Regions from separate parts of the Homo sapiens genome. Here regions 1, 2 and 3 are each linked to region 4. A link is an interaction called in ENCODE POLR2A ChIA-PET data of the cell type or tissue named here. Cell type or tissue: OCI-LY7. All regions are shown on one strand.

Region 1 (2,500 bases), 98 kb before region 4:
CTGAGGGAGGCATGTGGGTAATGAAGCAGATGTGAGCAGAGCTGGGGGAGGGACGCAGTGGCGGCTAATCCAGGGGTGGCTGCCTGACCCACCCTTGAGGCCCTGGCTGCGAAGGGGAGTGGGTAAAAGCTTCTAGAATCCCTCGAGTGTCTGGGCGTGCAGATCCCCTGCCCCCTCCTCGCAGCAGCAGCTCTCCTCTGTGTTCCTCTTTCCTCACGTGTCAGGGCAACAGATGTAAGTCAGGTGCGTTGGCCTCTGCACCTGCCAGGAGAACAGGGAGAGTCCAGGGCTGGGAAAGATGGATGCATGTGGGCACCATCCTCTACCAGAGCCCTTGTGATCGACAGAGACAACCACAGATACCAATGCCAATTGCTTATATGGATTCAGGACTTGCTCACCAAGTTCCCCAGAAGGGAGGGGAGTGGAGGGGACAGGATGGAACCCTAGCCCCTGGACTTGGGCTTTCTGCAGGGAGGGAGGTAGGCTTGTGGGGCCATATAAGATGCACCTGCCTGTGCATCACATGACCCGGTGGTCCCGGGTCCCAATCTTAGGAAATGTTGCTAGGATAACGGGGATGGCGACAATAACAGCATTCAATAGCATGGTTCCACTTGGTGGAAACATGGAAATGTTGAGGTCAGCCTGCAGGCAGCAGAGGCAGGAGACTGAAGCGGATGTGGAGACAGAGGCTCTTTCAGGGCGGCAGCCATGCTTCTGTGCAGAGGAGGGTGAAGGTCGTGGGATGGGAAGCTGGGGAGCTCGACGGCCGCTTGCAACCGCACAGAGCAGCTGTCTTTCATGGCTCACGCCAGAGACCCGGGGAGCCAGGCACAGAACGAGGTTGCCTAAAGCAAAGCCCTCGTGCCTGTACCCGGCAGCACTGGGCTTCTGGTGATGAGCTTTCCCTTGCTCTCCCCTGAGGATGGCCAGCTCTGTTCCATGCGTTGCCCTGGTGGGAAGGGACAGCGGCTGAGTGTCCACTGCGGATGCCAGCAGTGGCCCCGCAGTCTGTGCTGTCTTCCAGGCAGGAGCGTTGCTCCCAGCAGTGGTGACCACCCATGACTCAGGGCTGGCGTGTTTCATTGGGGGACAGACTGGAACCGCTCGGGCTTGGGGGGCAGAGGCAGTCGCTGTAATTTTCCTCAGAGCAAAAGAATAAAGTGCATGGCTGGGAGAGGAGGGGACAGCGGCCTCCAGGGCCAGGCCCTTCAAGGTGCAGGGTCTTGGGGCACCGCCACCCTTCCCTCTGCTGCACCATTCCCCCAGCCAACCCTCCTCTGTCCTTCACTGTGAGTTGCTCCGCCTCTGTCCGCCCTTGTCCTTATTTCTCTCTGCGTTTCTCCTTTTGCCTCCCCTCTGTATTTCCCAGCCTTTCCCCCGGGACTTGCAGTCCTGTGCAGAACCTTTGATGCAGCGGCAGCTGTGCAGCGTGCTGGCTAAAAACGGAGCCGCTGTCGCTTGCCAGCTGTGACTCATTCAGCAAGTGGCTTCCCCCTTTGTGCCCTCAGTTTCAGCATCTGTGAATTGGGGTTGATTCTCCTCCTGCCCATCTCCTAGCCCCACGCTGTGTGACCCGGCAGCCAGGAGCCACACACATGTCACCTGAGCACTTGCAGTATGGCCACTGTGAATTGCAGTGCAGTAGCTGTGTGTCCCAGTGAATGAGGGGCTTTCTCCCAGCCTTCATGGACCATGCAGAGCCCGACTTCCCGGGCTCAAAATCCTGATAGGTGACTTCATTTTTCTGTGCCTCACTTTCCTCATCCATAATTTTTGTTGTTGTTTTTGGCTCTGTCTCCCAGGCTGGAGTGCAGTGGTGCGATCTTGGCTCACTGCAACCTCCACCTCCGGGGTTCAAGCAATTCTCATGCCTCCGCCTCCCAAGTAGCTGGGACTACAGGCATGTGCCACCAAGCCTGGCTAATTTTTGTATTTTTAGTGGAGACGGGGTTTCGCCATATTGACCAGGCTGGTCTCAAACTCCTGACTTCAGGTGATCCTCCCGCCTCGGTCTTCCAAAGTGCTGGGATTATAGGCATGAGCCACCGTGCCTGGCCCTCATCTGTAAATTGAGGTTGAATATAGTATATACTTTTTTTTTTTTTTTTGAGACGGAGTTTCACTCTTGTTGCCCAGGCTGGAGTGCAATGGTGCGATCTCGGCTCACTGCAACCTCACCTTCCGGGTTCAAGCGATTCCCCTGCCTCAGCCTCCTGAGTAGCTGGGATTACAGGCATGCACCAACACGCCTGGCTAATTTTGTATTTTTAATAGAGACAGGGTTTCTCCATGTTGGTCAGGCTGGTCTCGAACTCCCGACCTCAGGTGATCCGCCCACCTCGGCCTCCCAAAGTGCTGGGATTACAGGCGTGAGCCACCATGCCCGGCCATGAATATAGTATATACTTTTTCGGGATTTCATGAGAATTAATGAGTTAAGGCCTGAAAAGCCCTTAGACCACTGTGCCTGGCACAAGGTGGGCCCTCTATTATC
Region 2 (2,500 bases), 91 kb after region 4:
GATAAAACTGACACAAATACTAATGGAACTCCCATTTTTAATTTGTGGACTCCCTCTAGGGGGAATGTGTCTTGAAGCTGTTTTATTCTGCCTCTAGGGAGAAGATTAAGCTAAACTATGACCATCTTATTAGAAGGGTATGGGATACACTAGTGTTTGTAGACAGTGGAACTCTCTGCAGTTGTCTTACACCAGAGATATTTACAGCGTTTAAAATACATTGATTATTTCTTGTTTTAGCATTATCTCAGCTACTTAAACAACCTCCGTGTCCAAGATGTTTTCAGTTCAACACACAGTCTCCTCCATTATTTTGATCGTCTGATTCTTACCGGAGCCGAAAGCAAAAGTAATGGGGAAGAGGGCTATGGCCGGAGCTTGAGATACGCCGCTCTGAATCTTGCCGCCCTGCACTGCCGCTTCGGTCACTAGTAAGTTTATAGACCTTTGTCCTTGCGCAAATTGAAGGAACCGATGACAATAAAAAGTCTGCTGTTTGGCCTGGTGCGGTGGCTCACGCCTATAGTCCCAGCACTTTGGGAGGCCAAGGCGGGTGGATCACGTGAGGTCAGGAGTTCAAGACCAGCCTGGCCAAAATGGTGAAACCCCATCTCTACTAAAAATACAAAAATTAGCCAGGTGTGGTGGCAGGCACCTGTAGTCCCAGCTACTCAGGAGACTGAGGCAGGAGAATCGCTTGAACCCGGGAGGTGGAGGTTGCAGTGAGCCGAGAGCACGCCATTGCACTCCAGCCTGGGCAACAAGAGTGAAACTCCGTCTCAAAAAAAAAGAAAAAATAAATAAAGATTTGCTATTTTGGGAGAAAAGAAAAGGGAAAAGAAATGGAAGAAATGAATTCTCAAATGTTAATTGTGATGCATTTTTAAAAAATGTATTTTTTAAAAAGAAGATAGGAAAGCAGCTCATCAACCTGGACTAGTCAGTAACTTCCATAGAGGGAACCTTATTGGCACTGGAACAGTTTATGAAAACCTTCTGCCTAAATAGTCTGCCCCCTAGTGTCACTATGTAACATTGCCGTCTTAGTGCCTAGCCTCTTTCATTACTTCTAAGAACAACAGGCCGTTCAGTGAAAAAGAAATTAGGTCATTAGGCCAGAGAGTCCCTAAAGGATTTTTTGGAGGTAAAAATGGGGATGCAGAAGCTATTTTTAGTATTTCAAAAAGCCAGAAGGCAGTTGTACCTTTACTGGATGAAAGACTACATAGGCTTACTGAAAGTCAGGTTTGCTTTCAGGTAGAATTCAGGCTGCTCAGTCAGGTGACACTGGTTTATACTGTTGCCTCAGTGTGCCTCTGTTTTTAATGAATAGAAATAGGAAAATCGATCAATTATGTTTTAGTAAATAGAATTAAGTAGATAAAACAACTTTCAAAACATGGAGGCTATCTTGGAAATAATGAAATAATGTAAATAATGGTGAAAGGTGGGAAATTACTAATTCAAAGATCCCTTCACCCCCCCACCTGCCCTGTGGCTTTTTACCAGTTGAGAGAAGTGTGGTCTTTGCTACAGGCATCCTTCTATACAGACTATAGCGTGTATTAATGGGAGCATAGTGTTCACAGTTCAATAATGGAGACATCTATCCCTTTCTCTGTGTCAGGCAGCACCTAGGGAATTCTTTTTATCTCTGGTTGTCAGGTTTTTGTTTTTGTTTTTAAGAGACAAGGTCTCACTCAGTCACCCAGGCTGGAGTGCAGTAGTATGATCATAGCTAACTGTAACCTCAAACTCATGGGCTCAAGCAAGCAGTCCATCTCAGCCTCCTAGCTGTGACTACAGGCATGCACCACAATGCCCAGCTAATTTTTTTAAAAATTATTTTTTGTAGAGGTAGGATCTTGCTTTGTTACCCAGGCTGGTTTCAAACTCCTGGCTTCCAGCAATCCTCCCACCTTGGCCTTCCAAAGTGCTGGGATTACAAGCATGAGCCACTGGGCCAACCCAGTTGTGAGGCTTTAAAAGGGATGTAGACAAGCTGAAGCTTGTGTGGGGAGGGAACAGTCTCAGGGTGTTGAGACATTCAAAGCCATATCATATAAGTAATGTGGGAGGGATGTGAGACATGTTTAGCCTGGAAAAAAATGACTTATCCAAGCATGTGTTTGACATCTTCATGTAGTGAAAAGTCATGTGAAAAGAGCTTAGATTGATTGAGGGTATGGCTACGGGAGAAGATTGAGAGCTGGTAAGTAAGTGTAGGTTAAAGGACAAAATATTTCTGCTCATTATAAGGAAACAGTTTCCCCTTATTGAACCCTCTGAGGAAGGTGTCAGTGAGGTGCTGAGGCCTAGACCAAAGATGTTATTAAGGGTATTCAAACATCAGATTGATAGTTGTACCCAAAAATATTTAAGGCTCCTCAAAACTCCATGATTTTTGCAACATTCCATGATATCTTGTAATAACTAACTTCTTTTGGTCTTCCCACATTTAATAACCTCTCGATCAGAGCCTTTCTTTTTTTATGTACTC
Region 3 (2,500 bases), 100 kb after region 4:
GGGAAAACTATTTTATCTAAAGCCCTCCATCTCAGTAAACACTGCTGTGGCAATCCAGATGTTTCCTTGATCATATTTTTCTCTTCCTCTTTGTGATACCTGTTACTGTTAGATTGCATCATAACACTCAACATTCCCTAATTGCAGCCTAAAGATTTTTGGGTGGTTTCCACTCCTTTCAGAAGTCTAGACATACTTCCCTATAGCAAACATGTTAGCATTTTACAGTCTCTTACATGGCTGTGTAAACTGAGGGGTGGATGGGCCCTGACTGATGGGTTCCACGGCGCCTTTGCCAGCTGGTTTCTTCCCATGTCTGGGAAGCACTGCCCATGTTTTCTGAGGTCGAAAGGGCTAGCTGGTTGCTTCCCCTGGGAATGTTGCAAGTCTGTCTCTCGCTTGTTTCTTCCCTCTTCGTGGCACTGGCACCTCCTTAACATCACTTCTCTTCCTTTCCTGGTGCCTTGGATAAGAGAAGCATCTGGTAATGAATGAGTCGGTGAACATATTGAAGTATTTAGTTTTTTTGAAACGGAGTGTCGCTCTGTCGCCCAGTCTGGAGTGCAGTGGCACGATCTCAGCTCACTGCAACCTCTGCCTCTGGGGTTCAAGCAATTCTTGTTTCTCAGCCTCCCGAATAGCTGGGACTATAGGTGTCCACCACCATGCCCAGCTAATTTTTGTATTTTTAGTAGAGATGAGGTTTCACCATGTTGGCCAGGATAGTCTTGAACTCCTGGCCTCAGGTGATCCGCCTGCCTCAGCCTCCCAAAGTGCTAGGATTATAGATGTGAGCCACCATGCCTGGCGAAATTATTTTTTTTTACTATTAGAATAGAAAACTACTTTTCAAAAACCTTAGTCTTGGTTCAATTCTTTTTTTTTTTTAATTTTTAATTTTTAATTTATTTTTAATTTAATTTTATTTTTTTGAGAGGGAGTCTCACTCTGTCACCCAGGCTGGAGTGCAATGGTGTGATCTCAGCTCACTGCAACCTCTGCCTCCTGGGTTCAAGCGATTCTCCTACCTCAGCCTCCCAGGTAGCTGGGATTACAGGTGTGTGCCACTACTCCCAGCTAATTTTTATGTTTTTTGTAGAGATGGGGTCTTACCATGTTGGCCAAGCTGGTCTGAAACTCCTGACCTCAAATGATCCACCTGCCTTGGCCTCCCAGAGTGTTGGGATTATAGGCGTTAGCCACCGCGCCCAGCCAGTTTTTAATTTTTTTTGAGACAGGGTCTCGCTGTATCACCAGGGCTGGAATGTAGTGGTGCAATCACAGCAAACTGCAGCCTCAACCTTCTGGGCTCAAGTGATCCTCCCACCTCAGCCTCCTGAGTAGCTGAGACTATAGGAGCGTGCTACCACACAGCTAATTAAAATATCTTTTTGTAGAGATGGAATCTCACTCTGTTGCCCAGGCTAGTCTCAAATTTCTGGGCTCAAGCAGTCCTCCCACTTCAGTGTCACAGTGTTGGGATTACCACACCCAGCGTATTTTTTATTTTTTTAAGAGATGGGGTCTCACTGTTGCCCAGGATGGAGTGCGGTGGCACAATCATAGCTCACTGCAGCCTTGAACTCCACCTCAACCTGCCTAGTAGCTGGGACTACAGGTGCACACCACCTCATCCAGCTAATTATTTTAATTCTTGTTTCTTAGAGATGGAATCTTTCTATGTTGTGTTGCCCAGGCTGATCTTGAACTCCTGGCCTCAAGTGATCTTCCTGCCTTGGCCTCCCAAAGTGTTGGAATTACAGGTGTGAGTCACAGTGCCTTGTGGCTCAATTCTTTAGCCTTGTAACTTTGTTCAAGGCCATTTGTTAGAATTTTGTGTCTTTTTTTTCTGGGAGTAAGACCCTAAAAAGTAACCATGCTCTTTGGGTCTATATTAATAATTCCATCTTCATCTCCCTTTCACCTCTGGGCTTATGTGAAAAACCTGCTGACCCAATCATTGTTTGGCTTCAACAGCCAGGCTGTGTTAGGAAGCCTTTTAGTACACAACTAGAAGGTAGCTGCCTTTTTTTTTTAAGTCAGTCCTTTACCCCTTTCTTCATCTTGCCTTAGATCTTTCTAGTTTTAGAACATCAACCGTGTGGATATATATATACTTACTGGGCTGATGACTGTCACATTTTTAATTAGACAAGTTAGACTCATACTTGTGAAATTAAGTTTGGCCAGCTGCAGAGAAGGCAGCTTTATCATGAGTCTCCAGTTACTCTTTTCTTTCTCTTGTATCTGCTTCTGAAACTTTCCTTCAAGTAAATTGGATGGTGCACGTTGTTTTGTGGTATGAGAGTGATTGGGGTTTCGGTAAGCCCATAAATAAGTTATGGGGCTCAGAACTGCTTTCTGAGCTTCCTCTTGCAACCCAGAGGAGGTAGAGTGAATTCTTTTTCTAATATAACCATTCTCCTTTGCTCTTTCCATGTAATTCTAGCTCATCTTATATCACTCCTCTCTCAGTCTCAGGAATTGCAGGCCACGATGG
Region 4 (2,500 bases):
TGGCTCATACCTGTAACCCCAGCACTTTGAGAGGCCGAGGCGGGCGAATCACCCGAGGTCAGGAGTTTGAGACCAGCCTGGCCAACATGGTAAAACCCTGTCTCTATTAAAAATACAAAATTAGCTGGGAGTGTAGTATGCACCTGTGATCCCAGCTACTCAGGAGGAAAAGGCAGAAGAATCACTTGAACCTGGGAAGCGGAGGTTGCGATAAGCCAAGATTGCACCATTGAACTTCAGCCTGGGCAACAGAGCAAGACTCTGTCTAAAAAAAAAAAAAAAAAAAAAAAATTGTTTAAAATTATCCAGGCATGGTGGTATGCATTATATGCCAGCTCCTGGGGAGGCTGAGGCGGGAGGGCTGCTTGAGCCCAGAAGTTAAGACTGTAGTGAGCTATGATCATGCCACTGTACTCTGCCTGGGTGGGCAACAGCAAGACTCTGTCTTTAAAAAAAAAAGGGGGGGGAGGGGGTAGAAAGGCATGCCAGTTTAAAAATTCAAATTCCAGGGGGAAATGCTTGCCCTCTGCCAAACAAGCCAATTTCCAAGTATCAAGCCTGTTACACTAAACATTTCTGTTGTCTGACATTTCTATTATCTGGCTAATAAACCAGGGTTACTTCAAACTACTATCTAAAAAATCCACCAAGCATTTTGTACTCTTTCTATAAAGAAGCCACTAAAACTTAATACACAAATCTAAGAGTAAACATTAAACTGCTTTAAACTAAGACTGTATAAATCTGAATTTTTGAATTTAAGTTTAGACAAAACCAGCACCTACTGCTTAGCTTCTATGGCCTGGATTTAAAGACTTGCCACCACCAAGTTACCAATTTGGAGGAAATGTTAAGATTTCCAGAGTCTCATCAAAAGATTACTTTGGGAGGAAGAGGCGGGTGGATCATGAGGTCAGGAGATTGAGACTATCCTGGCTAACACAGTGAAACCCCGTCTCTACTAAATATACAGAAAAATTAGCCGGGCGTGGTGGCGGGTGCCTGTAGTCCCAGCTACTTGGGAGGCTGAGGCAGGAGAATGGCATGAACCCAGGAGGTGGAATTTGCAGTGAGCTGAGATCACGCCACTGCACTCCGGCCTGGGCAACAGAGCGAGACTCTGTCTCAAAAAAAAAAAAAAAGTTTAGACAAAAAGCACAAGTGCCCACAAAACTCTGGCAACTTATGCTGCTTCTAAAGGGAAACCATGACCTGCTCAAGCCAGTTACTACCAATTGTGGTTGCAGACAAACAAGTGGGAGGCCTTGATTTACATGCTTTGATCTTCAAAAGCAGAAAATTTTTTTCTTTACTATTAGCCACACAAACTTTCTGCCCAAAGCACAGGGGCATCTGCCTCCTGGTGTTCACAGGTATTTTCAGCTCTGTTGATGGACTAATAAATTCTGAGCACCCAAGGCCATATGTGTTACTCACTGCACAGTCAGGAGATAACAGACTCTGAGAAGTGGCCACTCCCAGCTGCACTGAAATGACAGTTGGTCTCAACTCAACCATCCTGAGTCAAGTCAAGTTGGACCTAAAAGAGATTTCACAACATTTTTGCATAATAGCTCAAGTTCCTCTTTTTTTTTTTTTTTTTTTGAGACGGAGTTTCGCTCGTCGCCCAGCCTGGAGTGCAATGGCACGATCTTGGCTCACTGCAACCTCCGCCTTCCAGTTTCAGGCGATTCTCCTGCCTCAGCCTCCTGAGTAGTTGGGATTACAGGGACCCGCCACCATGCCCAGCTAATTTTCGTATTTTTAGTTGAGACAGTTTCACCATGTTGACCAGGCTGGTCTCGAACTCTTGACCTCATGATCCACCCGCCTCAGCCTCCCAAAGTGCTAGGATTACAGGCATGAGCCACCACACCTGGCCCAAGTTTCTCATTTCTTATGTGGTACTGGAAGGGTTAAGAGCAACTCTGGCATCAGAGCTAGGTTCAAATTCTGCATAGCCACTTTTTAACCATGAGGTTTTAGACAAGTCTAACTTCTCAGAGGTTAGAGAAGCAAAGCAATGTTTATTTCAGAAAGTTGCTTTGAGGACTGCAGAGGCAACTACAGCACCTAGCGCAATACCTGGACACAAGAAACAGCACATCAGCAGTTAACCTTACTGATAAGCAAGCAGGAAATGTAAGCACTGTTGCTCATGTGGCATTGTTTTTTTCTTTTTTTTCTTTTTTTTTTTTTTTGAGACAAGGTCTGGCTCTGTTACCCAAGTTGGATTTCAGTGGTGTGATCTTGGCTCACTGTAACCTCCACACCCAAGGCTCAAGCCATCCTCCTACCTCAGCCTCCTGAGTAGCTGGGACTACCACGCCTGGCTAATTTTTTCCAAAGACAGGGTTTCGCCATGTTGTCCAAGCTAGTCTTGAACTTGTGAGCTCAAGCATTCCTCCAGCCTCAACCTCACAAGGTCCTAGGATTACAGGCGTGAGCCACCGCACCCGGCCCCCATGTGACATCTTTGAAGGTGCTCCCACCATCTCTT

The links. Peaks named below come from ENCODE experiments on the same cell type or tissue, not always from the same donor. Only the 100,000 strongest peaks of a DNase experiment are listed, where the experiment ranks them.
Region 1: POLR2A ChIA-PET joins it to region 4 with 5 read pairs; 5 of 35 experiments call an interaction of 5 or more read pairs at or near these places.
Region 2: POLR2A ChIA-PET joins it to region 4 with 5 read pairs; 11 of 35 experiments call an interaction of 5 or more read pairs at or near these places.
Region 3: POLR2A ChIA-PET joins it to region 4 with 5 read pairs; 7 of 35 experiments call an interaction of 5 or more read pairs at or near these places.

The regions. Positions count from the first base shown.
Region 1 is chr12:121,522,129-121,524,628 of GRCh38, reverse strand. The region is part of intron 8 of KDM2B (lysine demethylase 2B); the gene reads left to right. Among named protein-coding and RNA genes, the nearest start is that of KDM2B-DT, 57 kb to the left of the region's middle. RefSeq lists an enhancer at 1,228-1,417. In OCI-LY7, no CTCF peak of the experiment used is centred here; DNase peaks (open chromatin) are centred at 218, 718 and 1,448; H3K4me3 peaks cover 1,813 bases; H3K27ac peaks cover 2,090 bases.
Region 2 is chr12:121,333,464-121,335,963 of GRCh38, reverse strand. ANAPC5 (anaphase promoting complex subunit 5) reads left to right here. Exons shown (of 17, transcript NM_016237.5): 7 at 241-431. Among named protein-coding and RNA genes, the nearest start is that of ANAPC5, 18 kb to the left of the region's middle. RefSeq lists a silencer at 368-559. In OCI-LY7, a CTCF peak has its summit at 1,021 (motif pointing left); a DNase peak (open chromatin) is centred at 1,003.
Region 3 is chr12:121,323,895-121,326,394 of GRCh38, reverse strand. The region is part of intron 11 of ANAPC5 (anaphase promoting complex subunit 5); the gene reads left to right. Among named protein-coding and RNA genes, the nearest start is that of ANAPC5, 27 kb to the left of the region's middle. In OCI-LY7, no CTCF peak of the experiment used is centred here; no DNase peak of the experiment used is centred here.
Region 4 is chr12:121,424,412-121,426,911 of GRCh38, reverse strand. It overlaps a transcript of KDM2B not described here. Among named protein-coding and RNA genes, the nearest start is that of MIR7107, 19 kb to the left of the region's middle. RefSeq lists an enhancer at 1,323-1,402. In OCI-LY7, a CTCF peak has its summit at 1,349 (motif pointing left); DNase peaks (open chromatin) are centred at 1,501 and 2,111; H3K4me3 peaks cover 1,327 bases; H3K27ac peaks cover 2,500 bases.